2 separate regions of the Homo sapiens genome follow, and region 2 is linked to region 1. A link is an interaction called in ENCODE POLR2A ChIA-PET data of the cell type or tissue named here. Cell type or tissue: PC-3. All regions are shown on one strand. Links, peaks and the distances in the headings refer to the core of each region. The heading gives the core; the rest is flanking DNA.

The links. ChIA-PET counts read pairs that join two places held together with the same protein. Peaks named below come from ENCODE experiments on the same cell type or tissue, not always from the same donor. Only the 100,000 strongest peaks of a DNase experiment are listed, where the experiment ranks them.
Region 2: POLR2A ChIA-PET joins it to region 1 with 11 read pairs; 2 of 35 experiments call an interaction of 5 or more read pairs at or near these places.

The regions. Positions count from the first base shown.
Region 1 is chr17:43,534,149-43,548,952 of GRCh38, forward strand. ETV4 (ETS variant transcription factor 4) reads right to left here and starts at 12,192. Exons shown (of 13, transcript NM_001079675.5): 1 at 12,037-12,192; 2 at 11,410-11,520; 3 at 11,126-11,219; 4 at 10,827-10,874; 5 at 2,278-2,331. The coding sequence starts at 11,469. It also overlaps a transcript of DHX8 not described here. RefSeq lists enhancers at 6,254-6,754, 10,781-11,558, 11,559-12,336, 12,458-12,617 and silencers at 11,388-11,447, 11,488-11,537, 11,988-12,107, 12,158-12,297, 12,318-12,367. In PC-3, for the core only: CTCF peaks have their summits at 10,041 and 10,240; DNase peaks (open chromatin) are centred at 10,573, 11,593, 11,723 and 12,323; H3K4me3 peaks cover 4,316 bases; H3K27ac peaks cover 3,252 bases.
Region 2 is chr17:44,116,419-44,132,483 of GRCh38, forward strand. HDAC5 (histone deacetylase 5) reads right to left here and starts at 7,223. Exons shown (of 27, transcript NM_005474.5): 1 at 7,086-7,223; 2 at 1,076-1,286. The coding sequence starts at 1,097. It overlaps LOC105371789 (a long non-coding RNA gene), which reads left to right. Exons shown (of 3, transcript NR_136415.1): 2 at 3,569-3,685; 3 at 4,020-4,177. RefSeq lists silencers at 6,915-7,054, 7,105-7,204, 7,275-7,334 and enhancers at 7,425-7,584, 8,731-9,230. In PC-3, for the core only: CTCF peaks have their summits at 7,617 and 7,819; a DNase peak (open chromatin) is centred at 7,343; H3K4me3 peaks cover 2,229 bases; H3K27ac peaks cover 761 bases.

The DNA of each region.
Region 1 (14,804 bases), core at 6,432-14,431:
TTGGCTATTTACATTATGTCTAGTTTATACATCAGACTAGTGTCTGATTATTGACTAAATAAACCATCTAAAGTTCAACATTTAGGCTGGGCACGGTAGCTCACACCTGTAATCCCAGCACTTTGGGAGGCAGGAGTCCAAGACCAGCCTGGCCAACATGGTGAAACCCTGTCTCTACTAAAAATACAAAAAAAAATTAGCCGGGGATGGTGGCGGATGCCTGTAGTCCCAGCTACTCAGGAGGCTGGGGCAAGGGAATTGCTTGAACCCAGGAGGCGGGGATTGCAGTGAGCCGAGATCATGCCACTGCACTCCAGCCTGGGTGACAGAGCGAGACTCCGTCTCAAAAAGAAACAAAAAACAAAAACATTTAATGCAACCCCAGGCCCCAGAAAACACTTTCAAGGAGTGAGCACCTCCAACCTAGGGCCTGTAGTTTTCCTGAGTGCCCTGGAAAATTCCAGGGGAGTGACATGTTTTCTTATTTGAGGATATAAAGAATCTTTCTTGGCCGGGCGCGGTGGCTCACGCCTGTAATCCCAGCACTTTGGGAGGCCGAGGCGGGCGGATCACCTGAAGTCAGAAGTTCAAGACCAGCCTGACCAACATAGAGAAACCCCATCTCTACTAAAATACAAAAAAATTAGCCGGGCGTGGTGGCACATCCCTTTAATCCCAGCTACTCGGGAGGCTGAGGCAGGAGAATTGCTTGAACCTGGGAGGCAGCGGTTGCAGTGAGCCGAGATCACACCATTGCACTCCAGCCTGGGCAACAAGAGTGAAACTCTGTCTCTAAATAAATAAATAAAAGAATCTTTCTTTTTCTGGTTGAGGTTGGATATTGGCCCACTTGAATGTCAGCTGACTAACATTATACACATGCTCCTACTTATCTGTGAAGAACACTGGCCTTTCCTGTGGCCCCTGCGGGGTTCCCAAACTCTGGCCACGAGGCTGAGCAGCAAAGAGTTGGTTCCAAGCCGGTGTGAGATTCAGTTTTAACCGCAGTCCAGTCAAATGCCGTTTGTAACCAACTATTCTCTGCTGTTTTTGATTCTTTGTGCCCCATTGTTTCACTGGTGAAGACAGTTGACAGCAAAGTATCTGACATTAAAGCAGGGTTTGTTTTTTGGTTTTTGTTTTTTTTGAGATGGAGCCTCGCTCTGTCACCCAGGCTGGAGTGCAGTGGCTCAATCTTGCCTCACTGCAACCTCCGCCTCCCAGGTTCAAGCGATTCTCATGCCTCAGCCTCCTGAGTAGCTGGGATTACAGGTACACGCCACCATGCCCGGCTAATTTTTGTATTTTAGTAAAGACGGAATTTCATCATGTTGGCCAGGTTGGTCTCAAACTCCTGACCTCATGTGATCCACGCGCCTCAGCCTCCCAAAGTGCTGGGATTACAGGCGTGAGCCACCACACCCAGCCTAAAGCAGGGTTTCTCAACAGTGGCACTACTGACCTGTGGGCCAGATAGTGTTTTATTAATAATATTGTAAGGAGCGGTCCTGAGCATCATAGGATGCTTTTAGCAGTATCCCTGGCCTCTCTATCCACTAGACACCAGTAGCACCCCACCCTCAACTGTGACAACCAAAAATGTCTACAGATATTACCAAATGTCTCTTGGGAGGCAAAATTGTCCCCAGTTTATGGAAGTGACTTAGAATACTAGAACTGGGGGCGGGCGCACTGGGCTCACGCCTGTAGTCCCAACACTATGGGAGGCCGAGGTGGGCGGATCACAAGGTCAGGAATTCGAGACCATCCTGGCCAACATGGTGAAACCCCATCTCTACTAAAAATACAAAAATTAGCTGGGTGTGGTTGTGCATGCCTGTAATCCCAGCTACTCTGGAAGCTGAGGCAGGAGAATGGCTTAAACCCGGGAGGCGGAAGTTGCAGTGAGCCGAGATTGTGCCACTGCACTCCAGCCTGGGTGACAGAGCAAGACTCTGTCTTGGGGGGAAAACAAACAAACAAACAAACAAACAACACTAGAACTGGACTCTGCTGAACTGGCCCAGGCCCCTCACTTCAGATATAAGGCAATGGAGAACCAGAGGGATAGTGTCTGCTCTAAGGTCACACAGCAAGAACATGTCAAGCCCCAGATTTCAACCAAGGTTTTCATTCCAGTTATTGCCTTGGTCTTTAAGATCAAACCCCACTGTGTTTTAGGAGAGAACAAGCTGCTCTCTTGTGATTCTCTATCCTATGACTCACTTCCTGCCATCCTCCACTCCCTATACCCTCTCCCCAGGGACCTCTACTCACGGTTTTCTGAATGGAAATCAGGAACAAACTGCTCATCACTGTCTGGTACCTGAGCTGCAGAGAGAAGTCAGAGGTGAGTTTGGGGCGGAGCCCTGGTTGTCCCCTGGGAGGCTCCATTATTACAGCCCTGCAGATTAGCAACAGCCAAGAAAGGACCAACAGCCTTTAGATCAGGGGTGTCCACATTGTAAGAATTGTCTTGGGCCACACATAAAATACACAAATACACTAACACTAACGATAGCTGATGAACTTAAAATCACAAACAAATCTCATAATGTTTTAAGAAATTTTACAAGGAATTTATGTTGGGCCTGGGCCGCATTCAAAGCTACCCTGGGCTGAAAGTGGCCCACAGGCCCACGGGTTGGACAAGCTTGCTTGAGACTAAAGGCTGCTCCACCCTAGGTCCTAGTGTCTTCCACCTCTGGGCTCCACTAAGACCCAGGAGGGAAGACTGTTCTCAGAACCTGTCTGAGCAGATTCCAGTCTTTCTTCTTCTAGATGCTTTGTCTTTATTTCCTCCATTTTTCTGAAGTGAAACAGCCTCGCCCCTCAGAGTTTACAAAACTCCCTTAAAGCTCACAACAGTCATATCTAGGATGGGCAGGCATTATAAGCAGTGGGATCCTGTGGATTTAAAAATCACATAGGAGGCGGCCAGGCATGGTGGCTCACGCCTATAATCCCAGCACTTTGGGAAGTCAAGGCGGGTGGATCACCTGAGGTCCGGAGTTCGAGACCAGCCTGGCCAACATGACGAAACCCCATCTTTACTAAAAGTACAAAACTTAGCTGGTCGTGTTGGCGGGAGCCTATAATCCCAGCTACTCAGGAGCTGAGACAGAAGAATCGCTTGAACCTGGGAGGCAGAGGTTGCAGTGAGCTGAGATCGCACCACTGCACTCCAGCCTGGGCAACAAGAGTGAAACTCCATCTCAAAAGAAAAATAAAATTAAATAATAAATAAAATCACATAGGGGGGTGGCTGGGCGCAGTGGTTCATGCCTGTAATCCCAGCACTTTGGGAGGCTGAGGTGGGAGGATCACTTGAGATCAGGAGTTTGAGACCAGCCTGGCCAACAAAGTGAAACTCCCATCTCTACTAAAAAATTAAAAAATTAGTCAGGCGTGGCGGTGGGCACCTGTAATCCCAGCTACTCGGAAGGCTGAGGCAGGAGAATTGCTTGAACCCAGGAGGCAGAGGTTGCAGTCAGCTGAGATCATGCCACTGCACTCCAGCCTGGGTGACAAAGTGAGACTCTGTTCCAAAAAATGAAAAATAAAGGCCGGGCATGGTGGCTCATGCCTGTAATCCCAGCACTTTGGGAGGCCGTGGTGGGCGGATCACGAGGTCAGGAGTTTGAGACCAGCCTGACCAGCATGGTGAAATCCTGTCTCTACTAAAAATACAAAAATTAGGCCGGGCGCGGTGGCTCACGCCTGTAATCCCAGCACTTTGGGAGGCTGAGGCGGGCAGATCACCAGGTCAGGAGATCAGGACCATCCTGGCTAACACAGTGAAACCCTGTCTCTACTAAAAATACAAAAAAAATTAGCCGGGTGTGGTGGCGGGTGCCTGTAGTCCCAGCTAATCCTGAGGCAGGAGTATGCCTGAGGCAAGAGAATGGCGTGAACCTGGGAGGCGGAGCTTGTAGTGAGCCAAGATCAGGCCACTGCACTCCAGCCTGGGTGACAGAGCAAGACTCCATTTCAAAAAAAAAAAAAAAAAAATTAGCTGGACGTGGTGGCACGCCTGTAATCCCAACTATTCCGGAGGCTGAGACAGGAGAATAACTTGAACCCGGGAGGTGGAGGTTGCAGTGAGCTGAGATCACACCACTGCACTCCAGCCTGGCGACAGAGCAAGACTCCATCTCAAAAATAAATAAATAAAATAAAAAAGGAGGATGACAGTGGGAGAGCAGGAGGCTGGTGACTGGGACCACTGCAGAAGGCAAAGGACACTGGCTGAGTACATAGGTGCCTCATCCCCTTAATGTGCAGCTAAGGAGGGGAGGGATTCCCAAGGTTGGTGATCCGAAGAGCTCTCCCAGGATGCCAGGATGGGTGGAGCTGGGTTGGGGAATAGGCAGGAAAACTGAAATACAGCAGCAGCTCATCCATGGCTTCTAACCTGAACATCAAACTCTGATTTCTAGTTCTTATTCTGGCCTCCCCAGAGCGGGGCTTCTCAGGTGGTTATACAGCTAAGAATCTCCCTTGATCCCAGAGTCTTGGCCCACTTTTGCCCCTCTCTCAAAAATAAATGGATCACAGCAGGAAATGTAGACACCAAGAAGAACTTCCTGATATTATTCCAGGAAGAGAGTGGTTCTAGGGTGATGCAGTGGAACCTGTAGCCCGAGGAGGCTGGACTCTCCTTCCCTGGAGACTGCTCTCTCCTTCCCTGGAGACTGCTCTCAGATTGGACAATGGGGAAACTGATAAAATGCCCAGAGAGGTCAAAATGGCTGGTGAGGGGTATGAGATGGCTAGAAAAAACCTCCACACCCCCGGCCTATACAAATACATATCCCATCTCTTTTGCTTCTCTCTAGGCTAAGGCTCCATCATTTCTTACTTGGATTTCACCCACGGCCTCTTACCAGGATACCCTATTTTCATTCTTACCTCCTATGGTCCCTTGCTCTCCACCTAGGTGTCACAGTGATCTTTTTACAACAGAAATAAAATCATTTCTCTCTGTTATTTAAAGCATGAAATCCAAACGCTTGCCCTTGGCCTCCAAGGCTCTGCATGACTTGGCCTTGCCTACCTCTCTGACCTGCCTCTCCTTGCCTGTGAATCTGCAGCACTCTGGTCTCCTTTCTAGCCCTCAAAGCTGCTGAGCTTGTTCCTTCTTCCCCAGATGCTTTCTTGCCTTTTTCTTTTTTTCCTGACCATCAGAGTCTCAGCTCACTTTGACATCTCTGGAGAGGCCTTCTCTGACCACCCCTAAACCAAAGTGGTTCCTCCTGGCTCTCTATTGCATCTATGTTTTGTTTTCTCCCTGGCACATATTGCCACCTGAATATATTAATTTATGTTTACCTGTTTGTTATCTACCTATCTCCTCCACCAGGAAGTTAAGCTCTGTGAGGGCAAGAGCTTTATCTTTTTTGTCATCTGATGCCCCAGCACCCAGCACAGGGTTAGAGTAGACGCTCAGTGCTGTTATTTCTTGACTACATGAATAAACATGCAATAATCGTTTGTCCTCAGGCTGGCAGAAGTCAGCACTGTGGGCCTGAGGGCATGCACTGAAGAGATCCTGACCATCCTAGCCCTTCCCTGCAGGCTCCCCCTCTCCACACACAAGGCAACACTAGAGGCAGGTCCTCTCCAGGAAAGCACATCTCACAGGGGATATTTTAGGTTGTGATATGTTGCTTGGCAAGAATATTCTTCAACAATTTGCTTTAAATATCAGAGGTGCCAAGTGTTTATAAACATAGGCTTATATTAATAGATAGTTGATTTCTTGACAGAAGCATTAGGGAGAGGGAGTTTAACAATCACAAGCCACCAGCAGCTAAACGAGAACTTAGGACAAGTCAACATAATAATACTTTGGTCTGAAGTGACCAAAGACATCAATGAGACATGAAATCCGCTGGCAAGAACAAACAGAAACACACAGCCAGCACACATCTTTTCAGGAGCACAAACACGGCAAAAAGACAACCATTCCCAAACTGGCCTGATTCAAGAGTCACCAGGACGTTGTTAAAAACACGATTACAGCCAGGTGTGGTGGCTCACGCCTGTAATCCCAGCACTTTGGGAGGCTGAGGCAGGCAGACGATCTGAGGTCTGGAATTCTACACCAGCCTGGCCAATGTGGCGAAACCCCATCTCTACTAAAAATACAAAAATTAGCCAGGCATGGTGGTTCTCGCCTGTAATCCCAGCTACTCTGGAGGCTGAGACAGGAGAATCGCTTGAACCCAGGAGGTGGAGGTTGCAGTGAGCCAAGATAGCACCAATGCACTCCAGCCTGGGCAACAGAGTGAGACCCTGTCTCAAATAACAATAATAAAAATAAAATAAAAACACGATTCCCAGTCCCCTCCTCCGGAGAGTCCCATTCCATAGGACTGGGGTGGGGCCCAGGCATCTGCATTTTAAAATCTATTATAAGGAAGTCTCCTGTGTCAGGCTTGAGTGCAGTGGCACAATCAGAGCTCACTGCAGCCTCTAACTCCTGGGCTCAGGTAATCCTTTCACTTCAGCCACCACAACCTTAAAAATAGGCACATTTGGATAGAGGGTAAGAGGCCAAATCTGTCCACCTGCCCAGGGATGCAAAGCCAGGCTCCCCACTGTGCCCTCTGGTCCATTCAGAGGCAACATCCCCCAAGGTGGCAGGAAGCTGGGGTGATGGGAGCAGAGTGACCAACATTTCCCTCCCTCCTACTAGGCAAGAAGGGTCCCAAGGGAAAGGGTGGTGCAGAACTCAGGGGTGGCTGACGCATTCCGGCCCCACCCCTGGGGCCTCATTAACTGCTACTTTCCATTGAGGTAATGGGCTGGGGGTATCTCTTGCTGGCGTCACTGGTGCTGGAGAGCAGAGAACCCTCAGCATCATCTTGCCTTTCTTCCTGCCTCGGGCCTGACAGTTTAACCAGGGACCCCTCCAGGCCCGGAATCCAGGAGGAGGCTTCCTCCAGCACACAGACCACACCCCAAAAGAGGTGGTGCCATCCTCTTCCCAGAGCCAGGAGAAATCTGTCCTAGCTCAGCCCCTCCCCCAAACACTGGCCTTCTCCCAAAGGGGTAGGCCAGGGCCCTCAGTCATCCAGAGACTGTCAACAGGATAGAAACAGGAACACTGAGCCTCGCGTTCCTGGAGAGCAGGAGAATTTTTAATTACCATGTTTCGTCTTAAGTGTACACCACTCTCTTTATTTATTTGTTAACTTGGCTGAGTCTTGGCTGCCAAGCCAGTGTGCCAGGGTCTGTCCCCAGCTCCATCCCGGTACTAAGATGGAGTTTATCTGTCTGGGGACGAGGCAGATGATTAAGGAGGGGGTGGGAAAAGTGCCAAGACAGCATAATGCCCAGAGAGAGAGAAAGAATTTTAGGGACTCTCCTTTCAAAAAGGGGGGTTAGTAAAAAAAGAGGAGGGGCTTGGGGGGTCTCCCAAGCTGGATTCTGGAAGAACTGAGAGGTTAAAACAGAGATACACTGAAGCTCACCATAGGTTAGCCACCCACACTACATATGCTCGGTCACCCTCTTCCCAGGATCCAGTCATAGGGTGAAGGGGGTAGAGGCATTCTCCAGAGCTTCTGCTCCATTGTGTCACCGCTGTCCCTTACCCTGCCCCCACCCTGGCAGCCTCTGTACTGGAAGGAACCAGTTCACTAGTTGTGGAGGGGACATATTTGTCCCCAAGAGTCTTCAGGAAGGGGAAGAGACAGAAAGATGGAGAAGGAGGCATTGTAGCTGGGAAAGATTAGGGAGGAGATTAACCTCATCCCTCCCCACAGACATGCCGAGGCACCAGTGTACATGCACTCGGACGCATATTCAGGGATGCACACACCCTAATTCCTTTTACTTCACTCTTGCAGCAGCAAGACAGCACAGGGTGAAATGTGCCCTCCATGCATGCCCTCCACACATGGGGTCTTTTTTTGACCTACAAATATGATTGGGACAGCCAAAGGGCAAAGGGACTGGAGCCCTTGGAGGAGGGTTGGGGAGCAGTGATTCCTGTGAAAAGGGGAGCGCAGATCGATCGATCCCTTTGAGAATCTGATAAAAGCTATGGGTCATTCTCTTCCTAAAAAAATCCATACACCTTTATGTATGGTGCACTTCCAGCAATTTTACACACAGTATCAGAGGGATCAAGGATCCCAGCAACCTATCCATAGGGCTTCTGGGAATCCACAGACCTGAGCCTCACACAAAGGGGTCATGGCCTAGAGTCAATGGCCCTTACTACCAAATAGACAACAAAGTCATTTTCCCCAAGGATTCAGGGCTCCTGACAAGCCTGGAAAGGAACCTTGGACAAAAAACCAGCATATCTTTTACCATAGCCAGACACATATTGGGCTCAGCCTGCCTGAGCCTGGGTCTCCCTGTAGCAGCCTGATTCTTTCCCCAACATCTCAACAGATCCCAGGCACCCCCAAATCAGACACGCCCTCCTAGCCTCACATCATTCACCCCTGTGTACAAAAACCCAACCCCAAGGATATGTGAGCTGCCTCCATAAAGCCGCACTCACACTCACCCTTCAACGCCCGGACGCAGGACACTGAACCTGCAACCACACTGGAATCTTCCTGTATCTGCCCGGCTCCAACCTGTGCCTCCTCCAAATGCTGTCTTCACAGACCCACCCACACTACCAGGACCCCCCTGCTGCTTCTCTTCAAATTGGGGCTTTGGAAAAAACCAAACTGAGAAAGGGAGGTTGGGCTCTGGTCCCCTTTCCTCCTAATGCGTCCCACCACTGGCAAGTTTCCAAAGAAGCTAGTCCCTCCCTGCCACCCCAAAGCTCCCCATGGGTTGCCGGGGTCACTGACCTGGTGGGAAGAGACAGGAGAGGAGGCTGGGGTGGTGTTGGGATGGTGCAGGGGGACAGGGCCCCGGCAGCTGCATCTGTCTCCGCAGAGAAAGTGAGAAGGAGCGATCGGCCTCAGCATCCCCCCCTCAGACCTGGCCATCCATCACCAGCTGGGAACCTGAGCTGCTCCCTCAGAAGGAAGGAGAGGGAACCAAGGAGATCCCAGCGCCCACCCCCCTCACCTCCGCCTTGCAATCCCCACCCCACCTCCCCACCCACTGGATTTAAATGTACAGGGCAGCAGCATGTAACTAACACACACACACTCTCTCTCTCTCTCTCTCTCACACACACACTTGCTGTCACACCGACACTGACACAGACAGACATTTGTACCCTCTCCAGACCCCTGGCCAAGGGGTGGGACTTCCAAGGTAGAGAGATGAGAGCATTTTCCTCCCCCTCCCATCTCAAACCCAGGCACAGATGGACCAGCTGCTGCCAAAATGCCAACCTCAGCCCACCCCTAGCTCACAGCCCTAGGAGCTGCCCACTGTGGGGACTCTCAGCTGACAGGCAAGGAATGAAGCCCGGTGAGCCAGAGAGAAATCAGGCACTGGGAAAGGAAGTCTTTGAGAGCCCACGGAAACTGACACCTCTGCATTCTTCAGCTCTAGCCCAGCTCCAGAACCTCAGAAGAAGGATGGGGAGACGGGGCAAAGCTCTGCCTGTAAATTGGAGCTGGGCATGCAGGACTTGCAGGGTCGGGGATGATGCACACAATACCCTCAGAACCTCCAGATCCCTCCAGCACTCACACAGCCATTCAGCCATTATTTCCACAAAATGTCTTGAGTGCTTGCTCTATGCTAAATAGTCATTCTGTCAACATATATATTTTTAGAATATCATAGTGGGCAAGACAGACCTAGTCTCACTCCAAGGATCTAGTCAGGGGTCATTTTCTTTTTACTCCGAGCTTCTATGGAGAGTTCCAGGGTAGTTGGATTTGAGCTTTAAAAAAATTAGATACCCAGGGTGGAGGGATGAGGAGATCCTAAGGAAAATACCTCAAAAAGACCTCAAAAAAGGAGTTCCTAGTGTTTTGGCTTCTTCATTTTCATAGTGTTAAAATAAACCCTAAGATGGGGGTAGTTAACCCTTCCCTCTCAGAGACTGTCTAAACCACCATTTTCCCTCCCACCTGCAGCCCCACCAGCGACACCCTCAGGCCCCACCAAAACGCACTGAAGAATCCAACCAGGAAACCTCCTGAACACACCACTTCCCCATCAGACCCAGCCACGGACCCAGCCACGGACCCCACCCCAGCCAGCTCACAGCTAACTCCCCAGCACACAGGAAGGGGGGAATTTGCCTGGAGGCAGAGGTATTCAAGCGGGATGGAAGAGGGAGGAACACTTGCTATTAGAATTACAATCAAGGCTATTTGGGGAGGGAGCCCTGGGCTCTCTGTGCCAAAGGACTGCCGAAAAGAATTATTTAAACTTTTGTTGTTCTTTTGGCTTGGACAGTAAATTGTTTGGTGCTGGGGGTTGGGAAGAAGAGAAACCCAGGGGATAAGAATCAATGCTTGGGCAACTCTGGAGGATGAGTGACAAATTAATTTCTCCCCCCACCCCCCACCAACAACACCCCAACATGCACCTTGGCCTGGCGGCTTCTGCAAAACAAACTTTACAAATGAAAATTTCAACCAGGAAAATGGGCCTGGGGCCAAGTTCCATTCAAATAAGCAAATACCCCACACAATGGTCTGATTCATCCTCAAGCCTAGTTACACAAGCCTGGCTCAGGGTAGAGAAAATAAATATCAATATAAGTGTCCACGCTGGGTGCTGGGGTGAGTAGAGTGGCAAGGGACCTGGGGAGAGGGCCTTGGAGAACTCCTTGAGGCAGGGAAGGGAGAGGAGAAGTGTAGGGCTTAGGGTGGAATACCAGGGGCTACGGAGTGTCCCCCTGTCCAGCCTCCCAAAATAGAAAAGGTCACAAAACTACTCACCTTCAGCGAGCCACGTCTCCTGGAAGTGACTTAGATCCTGGAAGAGATCTGAGGGGTAAATAGTGGAATTGGAGGTGAGGTGGAGGGGACGGTAAGAGAGAAGGGGCCCTAGCAAGACCCGGTGACTCCCCTGCCTTGGGAGTAGGGACCGAGAAGAATGACCAAAATCCCTTGGAGGGCGAGTTTTTTGGGGAAACAGGCGGGGGTTCCAGAATCGGCCGTGTGTGTGTGTGTGTGTGTGTGTGTGTGTGTGTGTGTGTGGCGGAGGAGGGTCGCGGTTTGTCTCTCTTGCTCTTTACCTTCAGAGTCGAGGGGCGGCAGGGAGCCCGGGTCCATGAGCTTCCCCAGCGGGCCGATCAGCGCTTCGCGCAAGCTCCCATTTCCGGGCGATTTCTGCGAGAAGCGGGGAGAATGCCCGCGAGTCACCCTGAGGCGCTTAGTCTGGGGGACGAGGTTGGGGTCCTCGGGTGACTCAGGGGCGGGGCAGCCCAGGACTCCGCTGGGACTGCGGGGAGGGGGGCTGTGGTGAGAGTAGGGGCTGGGTGCGGGGCGGGGCGGGCGTGGAGGCCGGCGCGGCGCTCACGCTGCTGAAGGTGTAGGGCACTTGCTGGTCCAAGTATCCGGCTTTCATCCTCCGCTCCATCCGGCCGCTCCCTCCGGCCGCACGGCCGGGGCCCCAAGCGGGGGCCGAGACCTGGTGGGGGAGGGGGCTGCGTTCGCACACCGTCCAGGGAGGGCTGCGATGGGGGCGGGGAGGGGGCAGTCCCAAGGCTCTGGGTCCGACGGCGAAACTTCTCCGACTCACTGGGGCGATGGCGAGGTTTCCGCCTGCCAGGCCGAGCGCCACCACCACTCCCCTCCCGCCAAAGGCCAAAGGAGGTCCCACCTGCTCCCAGGAGCCGGGCTCGCCGTTTCTGCTTTCTGCAGCCCTGCTTTACCCGGGCTCGGTTACATAAGAACGTGTGTGTGTGTGTGTGTGTGTGTGTGTGTGTGTGTGTGTGTGTGTACGCGCGCGCGCGCGGAGGAGCAGGCGAAGCGCACACCATCGCATGCCCACAACTCCCGCGCCCCCTCCAACCCTGAATCCCAGCACCTCCCACCCCCGCCCTGGAATCTGCGGAGGCGGGTGGTGAGAGTGAGTGTGGTGTGCATTGGAGGCGAGGCGGGGAATCACAGACACTCTCCCTCCCTTTCCCTCCCGCAGCCTCACCTGAGGCCGGGGCGTCTGGGCTGGAGCCGCGGGGGGTCCCGAGCATGCCCTGGAGCCCGCACCGAGGGCCGCGGGGCTAGGCCGGAGTAAGGCGGCCCCGGCCCCGGGTCCCCAGCGCACCGACTTGTTTTTCGGGCGCAGCAGACAGTTGTGAGCCCGGGGGAGCAGCTGATTGGTGCATTTCCTTCGCTCGGCCTCAGCTCTCCACCCCCCGCCCCGCCACACCGCCCCCCGTTTCCCTTTGTTTCATTGACTTTTGTGAATGGAACCCCAGGGCTGGGCACGCCCGCCAATCCGGAGAGTCGTCCGGCCTGGCCGGGGGGCGGAGTTTCCCAGCCGCGGGGGCCAATCAGAATGTAGGGGTTGGCTCCCGGCTTCATTCAGTGCTCCGGCTCCCATTCATAAAAAAATAAAACTCGCGGCTGGAGTTCATTCATAAAGAACCGAGAGAAAAAGAGAGAAGCCGAGGACCCCGCGGCTTCTTCACCGTCTCGCCACGGTCTTGGGTCTGATGCGCCGCGTGCTCCTCCGGCTGGCGTCTGCACACGTCTCTGCATCTGCGTGTACGTGGGAGTATGAACATGTCTGTGTGCGCCCAGGAGGGAGGCGACCGGGCTTGTGTGCCCAGAGGAACAATAATAACTAGCATTTATGAAGCGCTCCGCTTCCACGTGCTCATTTCGTTCCCATAACCCGGCGAAATGGATCGTTTGTATCTTACAGATATTAAAAATGAAACTCAGAGAGGGATGGTAACTCTCCTGAGGTCACTCAGCTAGTCAGCACCTCTGGGGTTTACAGCCTCAAATCCCTCACACTCTCCTGTACACCCCTCTGAAGCCATGATTAAATGAGTTAAGCTATGTGACAACTGATACACAGTAGGTGATCAATAAATGTAAACTGGCACAGAATCCAGGCTTTTCCTCAAGGGTCTGTTCTCTGCAGAGCTGTTTTGTGACCCACTTTCTACTGATTGCAGCAGAAACCAGAAGCCCCAGGGTAGATGATTTCCGAAAGTGTAGCTCCCTCTCAGCCATCTTCCCTCTTATCTGAGAGCCAGCAAAAGGAGCAAAAGCCCCAAAGGTTCTGATGATCTGGAGGCAGGATGGGTTTCAGTTTTAGCTAAGAAGCTGGTCATAGTCTCTGTCATCTCATCCATTCACCACTTCTTTCAATAAACATTTATCGTGTCAGATACAGTGCTGGGTTCCAGGCAAGCAGCTATGTCCAAGACAGACATCTGAGGGGACCTGGGGTGCTTGGGCTGTGGCCATGGGGGCACAAAGGACATGAATCCTCAAAGGCCTTTTTGCTGAGACAATTCTCTATGTCTCCAGCCTATGCACTCCTTTGAGGACAGCCTGATTTTTTATCCTGCCTGTTTGTGATAAACACAAAAGAATGTTCAAATGCCAGGCCAGCAGGAGTGGCTTCCCAAATTCATCTAACCTAACACCCGCCACTTTACAGATGAGGCAGTGGAGTTTCAGAGAAGGAAATGACACATGTAAGCTCTTTGGGCCTGTCTGGCCAGAACTAAGGCTAAAACATACAATTGCTGTTTAGTGTTCATAAGGGCTCATTCCATGAGATCTGCTTGTGCAAATGGAAGTAAACTTCCCTTTCTATAGGTGCTGTAATATTCTATAAGGCTCATGTCTATTGTCCCTCTCCTCCAGGAAGCCTTCCATGATAGCCTGAATCAGTTCCTTTAGCCATATACAACATTCTTGACTATATCTCTGGTGTGGATGTTTTTCATCCTGCCTCATGGTATAGACATCCTTATCTATGGAGAGCTCTCCAGAGCTCATTTGCCTCTGAAAGTCCTCCTCAGCCTGTTAGCATGCTTATGAGGGTGGCATGAAATGCTTGTGTAGTGAATAGGTACAATAAAGACCAAATTAATTGAGCTTAGCAGGAACCCTGCCCAAGGAAGGAGAAACAAGCCCAAGCAAATCCCAGCTTTGGGCTGGATGGAACCAGTTTAGAGACAAGTGTGAGTTCTGGCCAAGAGAAGTGGAGAGGAGGACAGAGGGCTCTTCCTGGAAGGCAGCTTTGATGTGGTCTCCATGACAACGAAGAAGAGTCCAGTAGGTCTTTAAGTTGGTACTGGGCACTTCAGTAGGATGGGACCTCTCTAGGGATGCCAGTGCCCCTCTGGTTCTGAGTTTTTTTGTTTTTGTTTTTGAGACAGAGTTTCACTCTTGTTGCCCACACTGGAGTGCAAAGGTGCAATCTCGGCTCACTGCAACCTCCGCCTCCCGGGTTCAAGCGATTCTCCTGCCTCAGCCTCCCGAGCAGCTGGGATTACAGGTGCCCGCCACCATACCTGGCTAATTTTTTGTATTTTTAATACAGACGGAGTTTCACCATGTTGGTCAGGCTGGTCTCAAACTCCTGACCTCAGGTGATCCACTTGGCTTCCTAAAGTGCTGGGATTACAGGCATGAGCCACCAAGCCCAGCCTTTTTTTTTTTTTTTTTTTTTTTGAGAGACAGGAGGGTCTCCCTCTGTCACCCAGGTTGGAGTACAGTGGTGCCATCATAGCTTACTATAACCTCAAACTCCTGGCTTCAAGCTATCCTCCCACCTCAGCCTCCCAAGCAGCTGGGACTACAGGCATGCACTATCATGCCTGGCTAATGTGTTTGTTCATTTGTTTGTTTGTTTTTGTAGAGACAGGGTCTCACTATGTTGCCCAGGCTGCAGGTTCTGAGTTCTTATATTCTTCTGGAGGGCCCCTGGCTCCCTGGTGAGTAAGT
Region 2 (16,065 bases), core at 3,147-11,146, 580 kb after region 1:
AACAGCAAACCCTACAGAAAGGATGATGGGGAAGAAAATGTGGGGTGGTCTGGATTCCTCCCTGATGCTGCTTCTGTACAATCCTGCAAATGGGTATTCATCCTAGGCCCCAATTGCCCTATCTCTAAAAGGAGAAATATCCACCTACCCCTACATAAAAAAGATGAGGAGTACGATGGGCCGTGGAGAGCTAAAGTTGAGCAAGATGGACCTTTAACACTGTGTGGAAGGAGACACCCGAGGAGGAGGAGACGACAGCCACTACTCTGACCACACTGCCCCAGGACCCTCCTGGGAAACTGCTGAGGGTCCAGCTCAGGCCACTAGAACACAGCCTCACAGGCATACATCCAGACCCAGCTGCACATCAAGCTGCCTAGAGTCCCCCAAATAGACTATTTCTGGCAGCACTGGACAGGGTCCTAGGAACAAAGAGGAACAGGAAATCTCAGAGTAAAAGACCCCAGATTAGCAATCTACCATATGAAGGGCCCAAGAGGAAGAGAGGCAGTCTACCTGGACTCAGAGGAGAGCCGAGACTCCTCTACACACGTCACCCCACTCCCACCCAATGCCACGCACCTGCACACGGAGGTTAAGGCCCAGTGCCCTTGTAAACCTCCACTAAGAAAAAAGTATGGAACACAAACATTCCACTAAGTAAAGAAGCCACCATCACGAAAAGGAAGCTGAGCATTCTGCTATAGTAAAGAAATTCCTCCAACATCATCCCAGACTGCCCAGAGAGATTAAGGGATACACACTGCCCCCTCAGGCCCACCTGTCTTGGCTAGCAGGGGAAGGCGAAGCTGGAGCTGAACACCCCTAAGTTGAGAGGGCAAGCATGGGGGGCAGAGTAGGACCCATTGCCTTCCCAGGACCAGACCGGACCATCGATCCCTCGATTCCCAGGTCTACCTCATGGGCCCTTTCTTGCAACACTTCTCCACTCCTTACCCCCTCATTCCCTTATAGCTCAGACAGTAAAGGTCAGCTGGCCTGGAAGGGAAACCCACACAGCCCATTGCATCCGAAGCTACCCCAGGGTGCTCTTCTCCAACCTCCCAGCTCTTACCCGACTCGTTGGGAGAGTTCATGCCGGCTCTGGGCCTGCAGGAAGCTGGCGTTGGGGGCTGGGACGGGAGGGGGTGGAGCTGCGGTGATGTCAAGAGAGACAGACGATAACAGACAGACGGACGGGACGGGAGCCCGGGGCCGCCGTGCCTCTAATGCCCATCCGAGGCCATCCTTCGGGGCGAGGCAGTCAGGCACTCAGAACGGCATCCCTGGGGAGAGATGGAGCAGGGTTAGAGGCCCCTAACTCAGGAATCTGAGAGTCGAAGGAGACCTTGGAGCTCATCAGTTTGTACCTGGGGATGAGGGATGAGAGGGAGGGATACCTGCCCACAGCCACAGGAGAAATCTGCAGAACTGGATAGACCCTGGTTTCTTATCTTACTAACTGATGAGGCTCCCAGAGCCCAAGGGATAGGAAATGGCTATGGTGGCCAAACCCAACAGACCCCTTTTCAGGTGAGTGTCTACTGCCAGCTGGGGAGACCCTATAGACTCCCAACAGTGCCTGCCATGGGACTAGGTGTGCACCAAAGGAGAAAGTGCAGGGGGGCTTCTGATCTGTATCCATAGCAGTGGGGAGATGCAGGGCTGATCTAGAGTCCCTGGCAGAAGTGAAGGGAGAAACTGGTATCCCAGCCTCCATAGCCTAAGCTGGGACTTCTAGGGGTCTTCTCCCGACTTTCTGATCCTTGTGCCACCCAGCTCTGGAAATATGGATGTGCTTCTGTTTTGGTCTCCCACAGTTCAACAACAGACCAGGACAAGAGCTTCTCTTTCCAGGAATTGAGAAAGTCAGAGACCTCTCCATCCCAAATCTAGTACCCTTGGCCTGGCAGGTGCAGGGCCCAAGCCCAGCACTTTGTGTATATTGTACAGGTTGTGCTCTGTGTAAGGAGGTCTGGCCCAGGGAGATACGAAATCCAGCCTGTGCCCTGCCTGCCAAGCCATGGCCTGACATGCTGAGTCCACCCAAAACAAGGGACGATTTTTTCCCAGTTTGTACGAAAGCAACAAAAGGCCCAGCAGTAGCCCTGCTGAGGCCAGTATAGTAAAGGAGGAGGTATTACAGGACCACGGCTTTGCCAACCCATGCCCACTCCTCCAGTTCTCCCCCACAGTTAGTCCTCAAGCCTCAGACACTATGCATACAGACACCTGGCCCATCCCTAAACGGCCCACGATCCACCCCAGACATGATCTCATTCATTTGCTTCCAAATGAAGGCAGGCCCTCCAATACCCAATGAAAGCAAGGTAGCAGGAAGCCATCAGAGGAGGCTGTGAGCTGCTGCGAGTTTAAGCCCTAACTCTGCTCCCCAAGCCTCGAACCAGCAATCAGCTCTGCCCCCCTAGACAGCCCCACCTCCTGGCAGGATTAATTCTCAGTAAGCCTTACATTCTCATCAGATTCCCAAGGGTGGGGTCCATTTGGAGCCCAGAAGCCCAGAAGCCAGCTATGGCAGAAACACAAGAACATGAACACACATGCGCATGCACGCACACATGCACACACGAGACCCTGAGGTCCCAGGCTTGCTGCTGGGACCACAGGGCTTGGACTCTATGGCTGGAGAAAGGTGCACTCAGATTGGGGGGCAGAGTTGAAGGGGCTAAATTGCTCCTGACGGGCACAGGTATGGGATTAAGACAAAAAAGGCTGCGCAGGCAGGGCTGAGGCCAAGCTCAGGAATGTGGCAGGTAGGGCTGCTGGTGCTCTGGCAGGGCCCACGTGGGCAGGCAGTTCAGCCTGTGCCCACACCAAGGCTGGCACCCAGTCCTGCTCACACCCTTTCCCGTGGGCTGGGGAACACAGGTTCAGAAATGCCCACGATTCCCAGCAGCCTGAGTAGCCCAGTCCATCTCCACAGTGAGAGGCACCTCCACAGCAAGGTGCTCAGAAGGGGCACAGCCCCAGTGGCACAGAAACCAGGTTAAGGTTAGCCCCTAGCCCCCATCATCCTAACCCACCTACTCTCTCTGTGGGTCTTAAAGATGCTGATCCTCACCCCTGAGGCAGAAGAGGAAGGGAGCAGCTCCTTGAACTCATGGTGGGCTCGGGACTCATCTACGTCTACTCCTCCCCGTCCTATAAAATTCAGCAGGATCCCTGGGCCCCTGGGCCCTGTCCACCTGTAAAGAGTGTCTGCCAACACCCCCATCAAGTCTCCCAAGTGAACCAGAGCCACAGGCTGAGCCTCCCTGAGAAACAAAGCAGTGTTCATGGTCTGATCGGGACAAGCACAGATTCCTGTCTGGGGTGGGACATGAAGGGGAGAAGGGGAGCCTGATGTTTAAAACCTGAGCTGTTTGTTCCCACATCTGCCAGAGAAATCTGTTGGGTCTCAGTGGGAAGTCAGGGACACCAGGAGCTGTGTCCCAGATGACCTAACACTTGGATGCCAAACCAGGGAGTGGCCCAACTTCCAGGACATCATAAGCAGACAGACCCCTGCCCACCCCACTACCTCACACCAACTCTTTCTTCCAGACAGACCCCTACCCCACTCCGGGATCCAAAACCACCTCCCACATCCAGCCAAGACAGCCGGACAAGGATGAAGGAAACAGGCTACATCTCACCCTACAAGCTCAGGGCTGAGCCTATGGAAGTAGGGTGGAAACCCCAAACTCTGGCAAAGGGTGGGTGGAGGAGGGCAGACAAGTGAGGGGCACATGGTACAAAGCAATGCTCCAAAGGCCATAGGTTCACAATGTTACCCTGTAGAGATCTTGTTCCTCAAACAACTCCCTCAAAATTCCTGGGGAGTCAGGTGTCCCTTGAAGACCCTCTCTGGATCCTGGAGTCCAGTACCACCATGCAACCCCCTCCCAACACACCTGCTCTGGCCCCAGGCCAGGGTACCCCCTAGGTCATAGGTGACAGGGTCAAGCAGTGTGAATCAAGTCTTGGGAGTCTGAGATTGTTTCACTCTACCCCGACAGTTTCATCAAAAATTACAAACCGGCCAGGCGCGGCGGCTCACGCCTGTAATCCCAGGACTTTGCGAGGCCAAGGCAGGCGGATCACCTGAGGTCAGGAGTTCCAGACCAGCCTGATCAACATGGAGAAACCCTTTCTCTACTAAAAAAATACAAAATTGGCCAGGTGTGGTGGCGCATGCCTGTAATCACAGCTACTCGGGAGGCTGAGGCAGGAGAATCACTCGAACCCTGGAGACAGAGGTGCGGTGAGCCAAGATTGTGTCATCGCACTCCCGCCTGGGCAATAAGAGTGAATCTCCATCTCAAAAAAAAAAAAAAAGTTACAAGCCAAGACATCCCACCCAAAGGTCAAAGGCACTAGGAATTTATCTTGACCCCTCCTGACCATGGCCACAGCCTACCACTTTCCTCAGCCTCTGAGAGCTTCTGTTGCCTAGTGCCTCCCCCAAGCTAGGCCAACAGAAGCCCAGAAGGATCAGAGCCATGAAGGGTGGCTGACTTGGATGTCCAGGCCCCAAACCAGGGAAAGGGGGAGGGTGACAGGGAAGGAAAAAAGGCACCAGGCTGACAAATTCATTTTTGCAATCGGCCCATTTCTGTTTGTCTGCTCAGACGCAGCTCCAGGCATCTGCACAAGCCAGATGGAGGAGGCTGCTATTTCTAGAAAAAAAAAAAAAAAAAAAAAGAGAGGGGGGTGGTGAGAGGGGAGGAAGGGAGGAGGCGGAGGCAGAGGGCAGAAGACGGGGTCTGTTTGCCCTAAAACCTCAGGCAGAATGATACCCTCTTCCCAGCACTACCAGGCAGGGTCCCCATTCAAGAAAGGGCTGCGGCTGGGCCTGGGGTGAGGTGGGATAGGGAAGAAGAAAGGCAGAGAAAGTTTAATTAGCTAAAGTCGGCTACAATAGGCCCCCTCACGGGCTACATCAGGTTTTCATTCATGAGCAAGCTACAGTGCTCCAAAAATGCCAAGAACCACCCCCCCTTGCTGTCTCCCCCTTCCCCCCCCTACTGCCACCAACAGGAGTGCGTCCTCTAGCAGGCTGGCTGAGCCTAATGCTGTGTTCCAGACATCCCTCCTCAAAGGGATGTGAGTAGGAAGAATTAATTATTAAAGAGCAGCTGGTACTTCAGCACCGACTGCACTACCCCCAGCTCCTATAGCTGATGCCCCCTCCCCCACTATGCGGGAACACAAATGACCCCCGCCCAACATTCCCAGGCCCCATTTCTAAACACACAATTAAGATGCCACCCCTACGGAAGGCAAAGCAAACCTTTGTCTCTGCAGCTACTTGGGGTGGGTGGGGCATGTGAAACTGCTGCCCCCCTCCAAATTACATGATCCAGCCAAAGTAGGAGGATATATTGGAAAAGAAGGGGAGGCTGGCACAGAACTAACATTTCCTCCATCCTTGCCCCCAAGTAACCCACACTTGAGATCTGTCTCTCTGGTCTCTGGCATGCCCACATTCCCAGGACAGAGTGGAGATACTGGGGGCCCATTTCTCTAACTCAGAGAGACCCCTACTGCTTTGTCAAGAAAGCCCAGATCCAAGTTCAAGTGAAGAGAGGGCAAAGAGAGGAGTCAAGAAAAGAGGAAGGAGACAAACCAAGATCTCCCCAAGCTTTGTGTTTAGGGAGGGAGAGGAAGGAGGGAAGACTGGAATGAAGAAGCAGGCAGCCCCCAACATGGCTCATCCACCATCCAGCCCAGCCAGCCTAGCCCAGCCCAGCCCAGCCCAGCATCTCAACAGCCAGCATAGGCTCAGGGTGCCTAGGACTGGGGAGACTGAAGACCATGCCTGCCTGCCTACATCCTCTGAAACTAAGAGGAAGCCAAAGGCAGGACCCAGACCCAGACTGCAATCCTGCAAGGCAATCTGGCTAGGGGTCCCTCTGACCAAGACTCCTGGATCTCACCCTCCCCCCCACCTCCTTTTGTTCCCATAATCTGGCTCCATCCTCCCCTCCCAGTTGGACACTGAAACCAATCACCACCACCTCCCCAAGCTCCAAATCTAATCCCAGATCCCAAAAGCATGGTGGTCACTGACTGAGTGATGGGTCCCTTTTGCACCCTCCTAAAAGCAACTGCAGCTGTTACCTTTCCTCTTTAGGGACACACCTCATTTCAGAAGGGGTATCAGCCAGGGGTATCAAGTGGTCATCTCCTCTCCCAAAGGAAGCACCCAACCTCCCCACTTCAACAGCCCCCACCAAGCTCCCAGATTAATTACTTACACCCAGCCAGTTCTCATCTTCCCCAGGGCCCCAGGGAAGGGTGGGGTGGAGAAGCTGACTCCCCCCAAGTTAATAAGGCACTGGTAGTGCCCCCGCTTCCATGAGATACAGATCCAGGATGAAAAATGGGGGGCATCCACCCAAGACAAGAAGGGGTTGGGGGGGAGCTCCATTTCATCTCCTAGCTCTCGCATCCTGGCTCCAAGGTGTCAGACAGGAGAAGAGGGTGGCAACAAACGCAGTAACGCCTCACAGGAGACGGGGTGAGAATAATGGGAGAGAGAAGTAAGGTGGACTCCGCAGTCCCCCTCCTCATGCACGGAAGTCAAGGACATAAAATCAAGGATGCGTTCGTAGCTATGGGGAGAAGCGCTCTGGGTGGACAGCACCCCTCACCTCAGAGTACCAAGAAAGGGGTGTCCAGCGAAGAGGGGTCTGCACAGAATCCGGGTGCAGGGCTCAAATGGCTCTGCAACGCAACATGCGCCGCCAGGGAAGGGGCAAATCAGACAACCCCGGCCGGTCTCCGAGCCATTTGGGGGCGCAGGGCGCGAGAAGGCGGGCCCCTCCCTTACCTGTAGGGAAGGCGCCCCTGTCTGGGAGGGGCAGGGAGGGGCGCGCGCAGCAACCCCGATGTCCCGCTCACGGGCTGCCGATGCTCCCGGGGGGCGCCGGCTGGCTCCCAGGGCCGGGAGGAAGGAAGGGGGGCGCGGAGCGCGGCGCGCGCGCTGGGAGCCCGCGGACAGAGACAGCAGGAGGAGGGGGCGCCGCCTCGCGTCCCGGGGTCCGGGGAAGATGGGATCTGGGCCGGGGCGGCGCGCTCACCCGCTGCGGCTCGAGCTCCGGCTTCGCGGGCGGCGGCGGCAGCAGCGGCGGCGGCAGCGGCGGCAGCACCTCCTCGACGGCTCCTCCATCTTTGCGGCGGCTCCTCCGGCTCCGCTCGCCGCCGCCACCAACAACAACATTCGGAGACGTCACTCCCGTCACGTGACCCGACCCGGAGCTAAAAATAGACCCAGACCCCCCCCCCAGCCCCCCCCGCCTTCCCCTTGCCCGCAGCCACCACCAACCCCTCCCCTGCCTCTCGGCCCTCCCCGCCGGGCGGGGCCAGCGACGCCATCGTGACAGCTCCTTAAAGGGCCAGTGCCCAGCACAGGGTTCGGCCGAGACGGGGTGGAAGGGAAGGGATCGGAACCCAGCGAGCAGGAGTGGAAGGATCGCTGCAGGGGCCGAGTATGGATGCTGGGGCTCAACCTTTGGATTGTAAAAGTTTCCTCCTTGCGCTCCCCGGACTTTCTTTTCAAAACGTGGATGGTGCAATCGTCGCTTGCCTAAGCTGCTCCCCTAACACGCCCTCCCGCGGTCGGGGAGGGGACCTGGGGATAGATTCCCAGGGGCTGGGAGGGCCACCGCAGCCTCTGCAGCGGGGCCTGGCTGCGGGTGGATGGTTCGGACAAGTCTCGAACTCGCCAGCTCTGACCGCACACACTGCATCCGTGCCAGGGAAAGAAAAGCCTGGGAAAGGCCAGGGTATGGCTGTAACACTCCAAGGCCTTCAAAAGGGCAGACCAGCAGACCAGGAGCCGGAAAGACTTCCCTGACTTTGGTGCCATCCACGCTACATCTCCTCTTGGTACACAGTATGAACATGTTTAATTAGACCTAGACAATTTGTCAATGACCCAGCAATTCCACTAACAAAAATGTATTCCAAATAAATAAACGTTGTTATGTTAAAAAATGAACATGAGATTGTTTGTAATGATGTGAAAAGTTGAAAACAACCTAAATATCCATCGATAGGGAATTGGCAAGCAAAGCAGGAGACATTCATTCAGTAAAATATTATCCAGACATTAAAAGTTTTATAGGGGACCGGGCATGGTGGCTCACGCCTGTAATCCCCGCACTTTGGGAGGCGGAGGCAGGCGGATAACCTGAGGTCAAGAGTTTGAGACCAGCCTGGCCATTATGGTAAAACCCCGTCTCTACTAAAAATACAAAAAAATTAGCCGGGCGTGGTGGCAGGCGCCTGTAATCCCACCTACTCAGGAGGCTGAGGCAGTAGAATCCCTTGAACCTGAGAGGCGGAGGTTGCAGTGAGCCAAGATCGTGCCATTGCACTCCAGCCTGGGCAACAAGAGTGAAACTCTGCCTCAAAAAAAAAAGTTTTAAAGGGGCCAGGTGCATTGGCTCTTGCCTGTCATCAATCCTAGCACTTTGGAGGCCGAGGCGGGAGGATTGCTTGAGCCCAGTTCAAGACCAGCCTGGGTAACATGGCGAGACACTGTCTGTATTTTAAAAAAGAGGCCGGGCGTGGGCCGGGCATGGTGGCTCACGCCCGTAATCCCAGCACTTTGGGAGGTCGAGGCTGGTGGATCACGAGGTCAGGATGTCGAGACCACCCTGGCTAACACAGTGAAACCCGTCTCTACTAAAAATACAAAAAATTAGCCGGGCGTGGTGGTGGGCGCCTGTAGTCCCAGCTACTTGGGAGGCTGAGGCAGGAGAATGGAGTGAACCCGGGAGGCGGAGGTTGCAGTGAGCAGAGATCGCGCCACTGCACTCCAGCTTGGGGAACAAAGCGAGACTCCGTCTCAAAAAAACAAAAAACAAAAACAAAAGAAGAAGAAGAGGCCAGGCGCGGTGGCTCACGCCTGTAATCCCAGCACTTTGGGAGGGCGAGGCGGGCTGATCACAAGGTCAGGAGATCGAGACCATCCAGGCTAACACGGCGAAACCCTCTCTACTAAAAATACAAAAAAAAATTAGCCGGGTGTAGTGGCGGGCGCCTGTAGTCCCAGCTACTCGGGAGGCTGAGGCAGGAGAATGGCGTGAACCCTGGAGGCAGAGGTTGCAGTGAGCCGAGATCACGCCACTGCACTCCAGCCTGGGCAACAGTGTGAGACTCCGTCTCAAAAAAAATAAAAAAATAGCCGGGCGCAGTGGCTCATGCCTGTAATCCCAGCACTTTGGGAGGCCGAGGCGGGCGGATCACGAGGTCTGGAGTTCGAGACGAGCCTGACCAAAATGGTGAAACCCCGTCTTTACTAAAAATTCAAAAATTAGGCGGGCGTGGTGGTGCACTTCTGTAATCCCAGCTTCTCAGGAGGCTGAGACGAAACAATCACTTGAAACCGAGAGGCGGAGGTTGCAGCGAGCCGAGATCGGGCTATTGCACTCCAGCCTGGGCGGGTGACAGAGCGAGATTCCGTCTCAAAAAAAAAAATAAAAATAGGCTGGGCGCGGTGGCTCACGCCTGTAATCCCAGCACTTTGGGAGGTCGAGGTGGGCGGATCACAAGGTCAGGAGATCGAGACCATCCTGGCTAACATGGTGAAACCCCGTCTCTACTAAAAATACAAAAAAAATTAGCCGGGCGTGGTGGCGGACCCCTGTAGTCCCAGCTACTCGGGAGGCTGAGGCAGGAGAATGGCGTGAACCTGGGAGGCAGAGGTTGCAGTGAGCTGCGATAGCACCACTGCACTCCAGCCTGGGCGACAGAGCCAGACTCCGTCTCAAAAAATAAATAAATAAATAAAAAATAAAAAAGAAGAAAAAAAATTTTATAGGTCTATACCGACCTGAAAAGATGCCCGTGATATATTGTTTTCTTGAAAATCAGGACTCAAACAAGTATTACTGAATTGTTCCATTATTATAAAAACAACAAACTAGATTCATATGCCTGAGTATATGTGTATATCAAAAAGCCTGGCCAAGGGCCAGACCTGTGCTCACGCTGGGGGGCTGAGGTGAGAGGATAGCTTGAGCCGGAGAGGTGAGCTAACTAAGAACACACCACTGCACCCAGCCTGGGTGACAAAGTGAGATCCTGTCTCAAAAAAAAAAAAAGCCTAACCAGACATGGTGGAATGGTGGCACACACCTGTAGTCCTACCTACTTGGGAGGCTGAAAAGGGAGGATTCATTGACCTCAGGAGTTCAAGCCCAGCCTGGGCTACATATGGAGACCCCATCTCTAAAAAAAAAAAAAAAAAGGAGGACTGGGCGCGGTGGCTCATGCCTGTAATCCCAACACTTTGGGAGGCCGAGGCGGGCGGATCACAAGGTCAGGAGATCGAGACCACCCTGGCTAATAGGGTGAAACCCCATCTGTACTAAAAATACAAAAAATTAGCTGGGCGTGGTGGCACATGCCTTGTAGTCCCAGCTACTCGGGAGGCTGAGGCAGGAGAATCGCTTGAACCCAGGAGGTGGAGGTTGCAGTGAGCTGAGATCACACCACTGCACTCCAGCCTGGTGACAGAGAGAGACTCAGTCTAAAAAAAAAAAAAAAGAAAACTGAAACAAAAAAAGCCTAGAAGAATAAATACCAGAATGTTTGTCTTTACTTTGTCTTACTTATTTATTTATTTTGAGACAGAGTCATTGTATCTCCCAGGCTACAGTGCAGTGGCACAGTCATAGCTCACTATAACCTTGAACTCCTGGGCTCAAGTGATCCTCCCAACTCAGCCTACCAAGTAGCTAGCACTACAGGTGCGTGCCACTACATCCAGCTAATTTTTTTTTTTTTTTTGCAGGGTCTCGCCATGTCACCAAGGCTGGAGTGCAGTGGCGCCATCACAGCTCACTGCAGCCTCGATTTCCCAGGCTCCAGCGATCGTCCTGCCTCAGCCTCCAAGTAGCTGGGACCATAGGTGCATGTCACCACACTCAGCTAATTTTTGTATTTTTTGTAGAGATGGGGTTTCCCTGTGTTGCCCAGGCTAGTCTTTTTTTTTTTTTTTTTTTTTTTTGAGACGCAGTCTCATTCTGTCACACAGGCTGGAGTGCAGTGGCATGACCGCGGCTCACTGCAACTTCTGCCTCCAGGGTTCAAGCGATTCTCCTGCCTCAGCCTCCAGAGTAGCTGGGATTACAGGTGCAGGCCAACACGCCCGGCTAATTTCTGTATTTTCAGTAGAGACAGGGTTTCACCATGTTGCTCAGTTTGGTCTCAAACTCCTGACCTCGTGATCCACCTGCCTCAGCCTCCCAAAGTGCTGGGATTACAGGCATGAGCCACTGTGCTCGGCCGCTAAGGCTAGTCTTTTTTTTTTTTTTTTTTTTTTTTTTTGAGACAGAGTTGCTCTGTCGCTTAGGCTGGAGTGCAGTGGTGTAATCGCAGCTCACTGCAAGCTCCACCTCCCGGGTTCATGCCATTCTCCTGCCTCAGTCTCCCGAGTAGCTGGGACTACAGGCGCCCGCCCCCACACCCGGCTAATTTTTTTTGTATTTTTAGTAGAGACGGGGTTTCACCATCTTAGCCAGGATGGTCTTGATCTCCTGACCCCATGATCTGCCCACCTCAGCCTCCCAAAGTGCTGGGATTACAGGCGTGAGCCACCGCACCCAGCCTTTTTTTTTTTTTTTTTGTCTCGCTCTATTCCCCAGGCTGGAGTGCAGTGGTGCGATCTCGGCTCATTGCAACCTCTGCCTCCCGGGTTCAAGCAATTCTCCTGCCTCAGCCTCCCGAGTAGCTGGGACTACAGGAGCGTGCCACCACACCCAGCTAATTTTTGTATTTCTTTGGTAGAGACGGGGTTTCACCATGTTGGCCAGGATGGTCTCGATCTCTTGACCTCATGATCCACCCGCCTCGGCCTCCCAAAGTGCTGGGATTACAGGCATGAGCCACTGTGCCCGGCCTAGGCTAGTCTTATACTCCTGGGCTCAAGTGATCCGCCCATCTCAGCCTCTCAAAATGCTGGGATTACAGGAGTGAGCCACCACTCCTGGCCACTTCAGGGGATTTTACTGCAGCTGGTCCTTTCCTCATATTTGGGGGAAAAAAAAAAAAAGAAACACCCAAAGTTTCTACGTAATCTGATCCCTGCCCATGTCATCTCTCTTTGCTTAGCTTTCTGTACTCCCGCCATGTGACTTTCTCTCAAACAATGTGCTCTCTGCTCTTCAGGGCCTTTGCACAGGCCGTTTTTATCTTTCTAGAATGCCTCCCTCCCTTCTTCTCTTTGCCTGGCTAACTCCTGCTCATTCATCAGAGCTCTTTTTTTTTTTTTTTTTTCTTTTTTGAGCCAGGGTTTTGCTCTTGTTGCCCAGGATGGAGTACAATGCCGTGATCGCGGCTCACCTCCGTCTCCCGGGTTTAGCAATTCTCCTGCCTCAGCCTCCCAAGTAGCTAGGATTACAGGCATCTGCCACCATGCCCGGCTAATTTTGTGTTTTTAGTAGAGATGAGGTTTTTCCATGTTGGTCAGGCTGGTCTCAAACTCCCAACCTCAGGTTATCCGCCTGCCTCAGCCTCCCAAAGTGCTGATATTACAGGCATGAGCCACCGCACCCGGCCATTAGAGCTCATTTAAATATCACTGAAAGAGGTCTTTCTTGGTCCTTTCATTAGAATAGATCCCCTTGTTATATATGCTTTCATCAACCCTGCTAATAATGTGTAAATATATATCTATTTATGGCATTATGGTTCATTGTCCATCTTGTCCTCTAAATTACAAACTTCTTTATTATTATTATTATTTTTTTTTTGAGACAGTCTTGCTCTGTCACCCAGGCTGGAGTGCAGTGGCGCAATCTCGGCTCACTGCAACCTCTACATACCAGGTTTAAGTGATCCTTGTGCCTCCACCACCAGAATAGCTGGGATTACAGGCATGTACCACCACGCCCAGCTAATTTTTGTATTTTTAGTAAAGACTGGGTTTCACCATGTTGGCCAGGCTGGTCTTGAACTCCTGACTTCAGGTGATCCACCCACCTCAGCTTCCCAAAGTGCTGGGATTACAGGCGTGAGCCACCGCGCCTGGCCGGCATCACCTATTTGTTATTGCACTTGCACAGTCTTTCGCCATCTTCTGGCAGTTAGGATGAGTTGGGTTGGGAGTTTGCTTTCACAAGGCTTGTGCTTTGTCTCCCCAAACGGATTATGAGCCACTTGAGAAAAGAGATAAAATCATATGTCTTTTTGCCTTTCTAGCACCTAGCATATCACCTTGCACATAGTAGGTGCTCACTAAAAGTTTGGGGACACTGGAAGATTCCAGAATCTTCTCTCTTGGGATCTCAGAACATGGGAAAAGAATCTCCCCCTGTAATATGACAAATGATGGTCAATAACTGCCTCGTGGAGCACATTGGCTTGGCACTTCCCATTTTACAGATGAGGAAGCGGAGGCTCAGGGAAGCTTAATAATTGCTTGCCCAAAGTCTGGATCACCTGAGGTCAGGAGTTAGAGACCAGCCTGGCCAACATGGCAAAACCCCATCTCTACTAAAAAAAAAAAAAAAAAAATTAGCCGGGCATGGTGGCACACACCTGTAGTCCCAGCTATTTGAGGAGGCTGAGGCAGGAGAATTGCTTGAACCTGGAAGGCAGAGGTTGCAGTGAGCTGAGATCACACCACTGCATCCAGCCTGGGCAACAGACGGAGACTCTGTCTAAAAATAATAAATAAATAAATAAATAAATAAATAAATAAATAATTGTCCAAAGTTACAGAGTTTCTACAAGCAAGAACTGGGGTTCAAACCCAGGTTTCAGTGGCTGGGCGCGGTGGCTCACACCTGTAATCCCAGCACTTTGGGAGGCCGAGGCAGGCAGATCACGAGGTCAGGAGATGGAGACCATCCTGGCTAACATGGTGAAACCCCGTCTCTACTAAAAATACAAAAAAAATAGCCGGGCGTGGTGGCAGGCGCCTGTAGTCCTAGCTACTCGGGAGGCTGAGGTAGGAGAATGGCATGAACCCGGGAGGCAGAGCTTTCAGTGAGCCGAGATCACGCCACTGCTCTCCAGCTTGGGCGACAGAGCGAGACTCATCTCACAAAAAAAAAAAAAAAAAGCCCAGGTTTCTGTGTTCCCTAACACAAGGAACAGGGGCTGATGAAGCTGGACTCCCAACCCCAGAGCTTTAGCCTTCTTCTCTGGAGGTCTCTGAGATTATCGTGTCCATATCCCAGTGGCCGAATGTCCCAGAAGTTACAAAAATGTACCATATGGGGCCCTGATAAGTCTTCAGATTTCGTCTTCTCAGGTAAGTGGGGGCTAAATAATTCAGCATGCATTTGTCATGTTTCTGGAGTACCTGTGAGAGATGCTGAGGATATAGAGATGATTCTGCCTTTAGGGAGTCTCAAGTTCCTTACAGAAAACATAATTGTCTTTTGTTGTGAGTTCCTAGGGTAGACAGATATCCTTGCCAGGACCATTCACCATGGAAACAGGGGTCACGAGACTGTCTCCTTCACCACCACCTCAGTTTCTCAATGTAGAGTGAGCCTGCAGATGGGATCTAGAAGCTGGCTGGAGAGCTTCTGACCCTGGGAACCAGTGGTGAATTTGGCCTCTTGGTAGAAGGAAATAAATCTCAGAGAAAAGCCAGATATTTAACCGATAGCCTGAGAGATGGCAGCATGATTGGACTTTGGAAGGCAGCAAGGAGAGGAATGAATGTGTTCAGCAATGCTGCTAGGCCATCCGGGAGTTGCCAGTCCTATCTGGAATCATGAAAAAAGTCGTAGGCCAAGTGCAGTGGCTCACACCTGTAATCCCAGCACTTTGGGAGTCCAAGGGAGGTGATCACTAGAGGCCAGGAGTTTGAGACCAGCCTGGCCAACATGGTGAAACCTCGTCTCTACTAAAAAATACAAAAATTGGCTGAGCATGGTGGCTCACACCTGTAATCCCAGCACTTTGGGAGGCCGAGGCAGGCTGATCACCTGAGGTCAGGAGTTCGAGACCAGCCTGTCCAACGTGGTGAAACCCCATCTCTAATAAAATTACAAAAATTGGCTGGGCATGGCAGTGCACACCTGTAATCCCAGCCACTCGGGAGGCTGAGGCAGGAGAATCGCTTGAACCCAGGAGGCAGAGGTTGCTGTGAGTAGAGATCGCGCCATTCCATTCCAGCCTAGGTGACAAGAGCGAAACTCTGTCAAAAAAAAAACAAAACAACAACAACAACAACAACAAAACACACACACACAAAAAAAAAACCCAAAAATTATGCCGGGCGCAGTGGCTCACGCCTGTAATCCTAGCACTGTGGGAGGCCGAGGTGGGTGGATTACTTGAGGTCAGGAGTTCAAGACGAGCCTGGCCAACAGGGTGAAACCCCATCTCTACTAAAAATATAAAAATTAGCTGGATGTGGGGCCGGGTGCGGTGGCTCACGCCTGTGGTCCCAGCACTTTGGGAGGCCAAGGTAGGCTGATCACGAGGTCAGGAGATCGAGACCATCCTGGCTAATATGGTGAAACATCGTCTCTAAAAAAAAATAATAATAATAATTAGCTGGGTGTGGTGATGGGCACCTGTAACCCCAGCTACTTGGGAGGCTGAGGCAGGAGAATCGCTTGAACCCGGGAGGCAGAGGTTGCAGTGAGCCAAGATCACACCACTGCACTCCGGCCTGGGCAACAGAGTGAGACTCAGTCTCAAAAAAATAGATAAATAAATAAATAAAATACAAAAATTAGCTGGGAGTGATGGTTCAGGCCTGTGGTCTCAGCTACTCGGGAATCTGAGGTGGGAGGATTGCTTGAGCCCAAGAGGTGGAGGTTGCAGTGGGCCAAGATCAGGACACTGCACTCCAACTTTGGCAACAGAGTGAGACCTTGTCTCAATAAAAAAAGAAAGAAAGAAAAGTTATGAGGCCAGCACAATGCTAGGTACTGTGGGGAAGGCAAAAAATAAAAACAAACAAAAACAACAGGACAGGAGGTAACAAAATCTGGGTCTTAGGGATAGAGACAACTCTGGGCTGGAGTGCTGTTGGATGAGTCATTTGCCCATAGGGCCTTGGTCTTATCTGGAAAATAGGACTTG